Linked DNA regions of Homo sapiens: region 1 is linked to region 2. Evidence: chromatin contacts called from ENCODE Hi-C or POLR2A ChIA-PET data. All regions are on one chromosome and are shown on one strand. The core of a region is the stretch at or near the end of the contact, and the rest is flanking DNA. Distances in the headings are between cores, read along the strand shown.

Region 1 (3,765 bases), core at 660-3,159, 72 kb after region 2:
CGCCCAGGCTGGAGTGCAGTGGCGCAGTCTTGGCGCAGTCTTGGCTCACTGCAAGCTCCGCCTCCTGGGTTCACGCCATTCTCCTGCCTAAGCCTCCGGAGTAGCTGGGACTACAGACGCCCGCCACCACGCTCGGCTAATTTTTTGTATTTTTAGTAGAGCCGGGGTTTCACCATGTTAGCCAGGATGGTCTCGATCTCCTGACCTCATGATCCACCCTCCTCGGCCTCCCAAAGTGTTGAGACTACCGGGATGAGCCACCGCGACCAGCCGCATTTACCCATACTTTCACCACAGCACACCAAAAAAAATCTTGAGTCCTCAAAAAAAAGGTAATTATATTTTAATGGATTAGGCTTTGATTCCTTCTCAGCGGCTTTATCAGCTTGCTGTGTGCAAATATTTCAGACTATGTGCACCTAGTTTTCTTTGTGGTAATAATAAAACTGTGTTTCCCACGGGTCTATTAGAGGTGCTGTAGATTGAATAAGAAAATGTCTATAAAGGACCAGGCGCAGTGGCTCATGCTTGTAATCCCAGCACTTTGGGAGGCCGAGGTGGGTGGATCACCTGAGGTCAGGAGTTCGAGACCAGCCTGACCAACATGGTGAAACCCAATCTCTACTAAAAATACAAAAATTAGCCAGGCATGGTGGCACACACCTGTGGTCCCAGCTACTAGGGAGGCTGAGGCAGAAGAATCACTTGAACTCAGGAGGCAGAGGTTGCAGTGAGCTGAGATCCCACCTCTGCACTCCAGCCTGGGTAAGAAAGCAAAACTCCATCTCAGAAAAAAAAAAAAAAAAAAAAAAAAGAAAGAAAATGTCTATAAAGCTCTTAGAGTGGCCGGGCACTGTGGCTTACGCCTGTAATACCAGCACTTTGGGAGGCCAAGCCAGGCGCATTACCTGAGGTCAGGAGTTCGAGACCAGCCTGGCCAACATGGTGAAACCCCGTCGCTACTAAAAATACAAAAAAATTAACCGGGCCTAGTGGTGCACACCTGTAATCCCAGCTACTTGGGAGGCTGAGGCAGGAGAATCACTTGAACCGGGGAAGCGGAGCTTGCAGTGAGCCGAGATTGCACTATTGCACTCCAGCCTGGGTGACAAAAGGGAAACTCTGTCTAAAATTAAAAAAAAAAAAAGTTTTTAGAGTATCTAGAGATAGCTGGGTCATACGTGAAAGTGTGTGTTTCTAGAGAGCCAAGGTAGAATAAGATGGGTGACTCAAGGAGAGAGCTCAATAGGAGTCAAGGCAGGGGAACTTGAAAGGAGCCCTGAGAAATGTGGGCTGGAGTTGCATGGGCTTCCTGAGCTGCCATGCTTCCCGTGACAGTATAAAGCTGTCAGGCTGCATAGTATTCATAGCATTCCTTGGTTCCCATGGAAAATGGAGGCCAGTTCTAGATTATGGCTGAGAACTAGATAAAAGGTTCCAGATGTTCTGTGAACCATGTCAACTTAGTTTACATACAGATATTGAGCAAAATGAGAAAAATATTTTAGCTAAAGATTATAACCCAGAACATCTCATATGGACCATGATTCAAACACAAACTGAATTCCCTTTTTATTTTTATTTTTTTGACTCCCAACAATGTATAAGTAGCCAGGTATTTTTTTTTAAAAGCAAGTATCACCTTCATTTTTGTGGCCTTTCTCACATAGCTGCATGGAAATTTCAACTATGATGGAACTATTGCAATACTGTTTTTCCTTACTGCTGGAAGTATCACTGAATGAGTTTTGCATTACAGTAAAATAACACCCTGAGCTGTCATGTTCCCATAGTTGTCTCTGAAAGTAAAAGCTGTGATCACATCCAAGTTTAGAAGTAGGGGAAGAGGGACCGAGATAGGGAAGGCTATCGAAGCTGCCACTGTTGTAACTGCTGCTGCAGTCACACTGATAAAGACAAGGGGAAGCAGGCCAGCCTGAGATTCTGGGCCTTAAAGCCCTGGCTCTACCAGCAGGAGAGAAAAATAGCAGCTCTGAAGGATTTATCAGAAAACTTTTTTAAGAACAATGTTATGGAAGATGAACTGGTCTCGTATCTCCAGCGTTTCTGGCAAAAACAGCTTCCACTCTTACCTCAGGTAGAATGACCACACTAAGAATTTAAGACATCTCATAGGGATATCTGTCCAAAGCCTCTACGATGTGAGTCATTGTCAGAATTTTTAGGAAAAGACAGTTGACTGAATAATGAACTTTCAGGAAGGCATTTACTAACCTTCAGTTATGGGGGACTTGCAGAAAATGACCTTTTATCTCCACATCTAGCTAACACACTAATTCCTTTGAAGGACTCATTATAGAATGCTTTTCTGTTCACGGTGAGGACATTTTCAGGGCTGAGGGACCTAGCTACAACACATGGCTCAAGAGAAGCTAGCTAGTGATTTTTCCCTCTTATGTTTTCTCCTTACTCAATAGTCCTTATTCTCTTTTTTAAACTGTTGTCAAGAAATAATTTAATCAACTCGTTTCTCCAAAGAAGCAGAAAAAGCAAATAACGAAAAAGGTTCCATGTGTTTTCTTTCTCAGGGGTATTTTCATTAGGGAACTAAGGAATGAAACACTGCATACAGAATTGCAAGCATCAGCTAGCCCAGTGGGGAGGTATTTGGGCAGCAAGCCAAACGTCGCCCATTCTACATAATTGTCCCTCTCCTTTTTATTTTTTATTTTTATTTATTTATTTTTTGAGGCGGAGTCTCACTCTGTCGCCCAGGCTTGGCTCACTGCAAGCTCCGCCTCCCAGGTTCACGCCATTCTCCTGCCTCAGCCTCCCGAGTAGCTGGGACTGCAGGCACCAGCCACCATGCCCGGCTAATTTTTTTAAAAAATATTTTTAGTAGAGATGGGGTTTCACCGCGTTAGCCAGGATGGTCTCGATCTCCTGACCTCGTGATCCACCCACCTCAGCCTCCCAAAGTGCTGGGATTACAGGCGTGAGCCACCGCGCCCGGCCGTCCCTCTCCCTCATAACATGGTAGACCTGAAGGGTTCCTGCTAACACGGTAGACATCTCTCTTACAGCCACTTCAGAAATCACAGCTGGGGGCGGGTGCAGTGGCTAACACCTGTAATCCCAGCACTTTGGGAGGTCGAGGTGGGTGGACCTCGAGGTCAGGAGTTCAAGACCAGCCTGGCCAAGATGGTGAAACCCCATCTCCACTAAAAATACAAAAAATTAGCTGGGCGTGGTGGCAGGCGCCTGTAGTCCCAGCTACTCGGGAGGCTGAGGCAGGAGAATGGCGTGAACCCGGGAGGTGGAGCTTGCAGTGAGCTGAGATAGTGCCACTGCACTCCAGCCTGGGCGACAGAGCGAGACTCCGTCTCAAAAAAAAAAAAAAAAAAAAAAAAAAGATTTGGGGCCAATGTAACTTTACAGCAATTATACAACAGTTCCCAAGCTGAAGCCTACCTTTGGACAGGGTGGAGGCATCATACCTGGGAGAGAGGTCCTTGCCAAAGAGGGTCTCTGCCTTTCCTCAGGATGATTGCTATAAAGAAAGCAAATGGGCTGGGTGCGGTGGCTTATGCCTGTAATCCCAGCACTTTGTGAGGCGGAGGTGGGTGGATCACTTGAGGTCAGGAGTTCGAGACCAGCCTGGTCAACATGGCGAAACCCCGTCTCTACTAAAAATGCAAAAATTAGCCAGGTGTGGTGGTGCATGCCTGTAGTCCCAGCTACTTGGGAGGCTGAGGCATGATAATCGCTTGAACCCGGGAGGCAGAGGTTGCAGTGACCCGAGAT
Region 2 (3,892 bases), core at 474-2,973:
AAAACTACAGTCTACAAATACAGTTTATGATGAGGGACTGAGGTTGCTTTTCTGTTTTCATCTAAAAAGCTAAAGGATGTTACATTTCAGAGAAATCTTTGCTCTCCCCCACAAATAACAATACAATGTTAAGTTAACCCAAATTTGGGGTAGGGGAGTTAGTTGTAATACATACACAAAATTATGCACTTTGGCCAATTAATATTAGGTGGGATAAGTTACAAGAGGAAAGAAGAGACACTAAAATTATGGTGTTTTTATCAGGTTAAAATTTGAAAAATCCAGTCTAATAATATATAAAAGTTTATTTTGCACTCAAAATGTGTCAGACACTATGCTAAAAGCTTTGCCTGCATTCTCTTCCAGAATAACCACAATCTGGTTTTACAGAAGGTCATTTAAGTAAGTTGCCCAAGGTCACACAGCTAATAAATGATGTACCTAAGATCCTAAACTGTATCTGCCTGCCCTGGGTCCAGCCCAGTGCCCAACACATTGTAGGCCCTCATTGAATATTTGACTGTTAAATTTAAAAACAGCTCCAAATCCAGCCTCTTACTTCTACATCATATTGCCTTCTGTACCTAAGATAAGTATCAGACGGTTACAGCGCTCTCATTAGGAAGCTAACAGAGTTAGCCTTAAGGAAAGTTTAGTTAAACAAGTATTTACAGTGAATAAATTATAATCTAAAAACTATCAATCCAACTATGTCCTCTTTGCTCTGTCACCCTTGGTCATCCACAAGATGTAAGACCCTCCAGACCACCATCTTTTCCCTAATTTCATCTCCCCATGCCTTAAGCTTCCCTAGACTGCAAGTACTTCAAGGGCATAATGTGTTCACTGCTGTGCCTAGTGTAGTCCCTGGCAATGGTAATTGCTTGCAAATATTTCCTCAAATGAATTGCTGCTCTGTGGCTTCCTTCTGTCCATTACTACCCTCCTTCCCAACACATTCCCCACACCCTCACATTCTTTTATAAAACATTACTGACTTTTCTCTGCCTTGGTTGAAACTTGATTCTTCTCCAAGAACACTCCTTCTCTTAGACGGTACCACTTCCTGCACACAGTGGGATCTGAAAGATAGTGAGGGCACGCTGTGGCTCCCCACACTGGCATCTGGACCACTCCATGGTGCTCCCACTGAAACCTCTGTGCTCCTCCGAGAGCCACGGCATACAGATGCCCCTTCCTGACTGGTACCTGGCTCACAGTTTTCATTTCACTCCAATGTGCCACCATCGTAGGCAGTCAATGTCCAAGTTGAAAACCCATTTGAGAGCCCATCCTCAACTTATTTTGGCTTCCTTAATTCCAATAAAATGTCACTCAGCCTGCCCTTTAGCAGGCTCACCCTGTAACTATATTCACACTGGTCCTTACCCCAGCACACACTACTCAGGAATCTCACACCGCTCTACACACATGCCTGGAGAAATCTTCCCATCCTCCTTGCATTCTCATTTCTTTACTTCACATTCTATTTTTTCTTTGACCTCATCCAGAGTGTCCTTGTTTCTCAGTCCATTAATTATGAACCTCACTGTTAAGCATAGGGAAAAAGACATGTGAACAAGCAACTACAACATCAAACGATGTGTAACAGTAACGGTATCGGAAGGAAGGAAGGGAGGGAGGGAGAGAGGAAGGAAGCTGATGGCAGGGAATGTGGTGAGCTATAGCAAGGCCTAGATAAGAGAGCCCATGGCATGCTCTGAATATGAGCAGGCATACATGGAGGCAGAACGCAGGCACGCCACGGGCCTGAAGCAGGGCTGCCACACGCCACCATTCGACAACTCAAGGGCACCATTCATTCATGCAGGCTGTCCTGACAAAATGCCAAGTTAGCAAAATAAGGTATGTTTGTTTTTTTTTTTTTAATAATCGCTTCTTTTAGATAAATGTGCAATCTTCCTTTATAAAAGCTTTTTGTGAGAAGTTTCTTATCTCATGTAGCACACACCACGGTTGTATCACCTAAGCCATGGCAATCTGCAATAAGATAAGTACAGAGAGTAAAACAGTGTTTAGATACAATTATAGCAATTTGATATTGCTGTGGCAAATTTATATTTCTCAAAAGTGCTGGTCTGCAGTGCACTGGGAAAACAAAAACGAAAAACTGATCCTTCACACAGAGCTGGTGAAGTAGTGACCTAAACTCCGCTTGTAATTAAAGAATGGTTGCACTACATCTAAATGTCTATTCTATCTACTCATACCTATTTTATACTATCTTATAGATCTAACTCCCCGACCCCTTTCCCCAACAGTGGCAGTGTTCCTGTAATTAAGGCACACGGGGTTTGGTGGGTTACATAATTCCCATGTTATCTTCCAAGCCCTTCCACATCGACTGGCAAAACCACCAGTGTGAAGAGTCTGAGGACACTATAGGCGCAGAAAGATCCTCCCTTCCCACCATGCCCCAACCTGAACAGCTGCTTTCACTATCTTCCTTTCTCCTTTCCCTGGGGGGCTCTAAGAGAACTCTGGGAAAATGCAATTAAGTTCAAGAGATAATCTAATTTCTCATTAGCCTTGAGGTAGCTTATCAGCATTCCAGGGCCTAACAAAAAAGAACCAGAGACTCAACAATGCCACAGATTCCACTGGGTTCCAATTCCCAAGGTTGCTTAAGTATCAGTAAACAAGCGCTGCTAGAGTGTAGAGCAGGAGGGGCAAGTGGCTGGAAATGAGCCAGGAGCAGTACTTGCTCTGTTCACTTGGATTATTCATAATGAATCACAGGGAAGAACCCATTTTATTATAATACTAGTGTGGGCACTGAGAGATAACAGGTGCATGAAGTGACTTGGAGGCCCCCTAAATGGCTTCCATCCCACCCAAGGAACAAGCCTGGACAAAAGCCCCCAGGCCTGTGCCCTGGCATCTCAGAGAACCTCCTTAGGTCCCAGTCCCACCTTCCATCCTGTCTTCCCACCTCCCTTGCTCAAGACTGACACCTCTCGTTTCATCCTGTTGCCTCAGTCAAATTCTCTTTCTGACCCTTGATTTCAGCCTCACCCTGGGTGTCATCCTTCTGACTAACTCTTCATGTCAAGCTCTGCAGTCCTGAAGCCATTTCTTTTCTTTTCTTTTTTCTTTTTTTTTTTTTTTTGATGGAGTATCACTCTGTCATCCAGGCTTGGAGTGTACAGTGGTGCAATCTTGGCTCACCGCAACTTTGCGTCCCTGGTTCAAGTGATTCCTCCGCCTCGGCCTCCCAAGTAGCTGAGACTACAGGCACACGCCACAACGCCCAGCTAATTTTTATATTTTTAGCAGAGACAGGGTTTTGTCATGTTGGCCAGGCTGGTCTTGAACTCCTGACCTCAGGTGATCCACCTGCCTTGGCCTCCCAAAGTGCTGGGAACACAGGCGTGAGCCACCATGCCCGGCCTCAAGAATCTGTTCTTCATGGGTTATCTACTGTTTCATTACAACAATCATCTTGTGAGTTAGGTATTATCCCCATTTTATACCCAGAGAAACTAAGCCTTAGAAAGGTAACTAAGGATACACACACACAGAGACACTTTTAATACGTAGATAGGTGAGTAACAGAGCTAGTACTCTAACCCTGGTCTGATTCCAGAGCCTATACAGCCTCTCCTGGTAAGGCAGATGTTAACATTTTGAAGCAATGGTAAATTAAAGGATGAAATAACTCCTGGCCTTAAGTCCCTGCTATCCATAGCCAGTGGGCATCTGCTCACTCCATGCCATAGGTGCTTGATGGCAGAGGCAAACTGCATAGCAACATATGGTGAAAATGGACTTTTTACAGTAATACTGAATAGAAATACCTAGAATAGTCTCTCTCCTTATAGTCCTCGTAAAACCTATGTTATAAACCTTAAAGACAGCACAAATAGTACCC

What was found. Hi-C counts contacts between places; a loop is a spot of excess contacts on that map. ChIA-PET counts read pairs that join two places held with the same protein, here RNA polymerase II (POLR2A). Pooled maps may share reads with other maps.
Region 1: a map of K562 shows a loop between it and region 2 (5-fold over the local background). The contact joins the enhancer-like site here to the promoter of PRKAR2B-AS1 in region 2. A Hi-C loop is called at or near these places in 2 of 168 maps with a recorded cell type or tissue (A673 and K562) and 2 of 50 pooled maps. POLR2A ChIA-PET finds 5 or more read pairs at or near these places in 4 of 52 experiments (HEK293T, K562, OCI-LY7 and 1 more).

Annotation. Positions count from the first base shown.
Region 1 is chr7:107,005,658-107,009,422 of GRCh38, reverse strand. No RefSeq gene overlaps it. Among named protein-coding and RNA genes, the nearest start is that of PRKAR2B, 37 kb to the left of the region's middle. RefSeq lists a cis regulatory region at 1,649-2,415. Within about 2 kb of position 1,909, at least 3 of the 41 ENCODE cell types and tissues checked have a DNase peak (open chromatin) inside an H3K27ac peak, as active enhancers do.
Region 2 is chr7:107,077,440-107,081,331 of GRCh38, reverse strand. PRKAR2B-AS1 (PRKAR2B antisense RNA 1) reads left to right here and starts at 1,723. Exons shown (of 4, transcript XR_007060469.1): 1 at 1,723-1,866. All of the region lies in intron 2 of PRKAR2B (protein kinase cAMP-dependent type II regulatory subunit beta), which reads right to left. RefSeq lists a silencer at 3,814-3,892.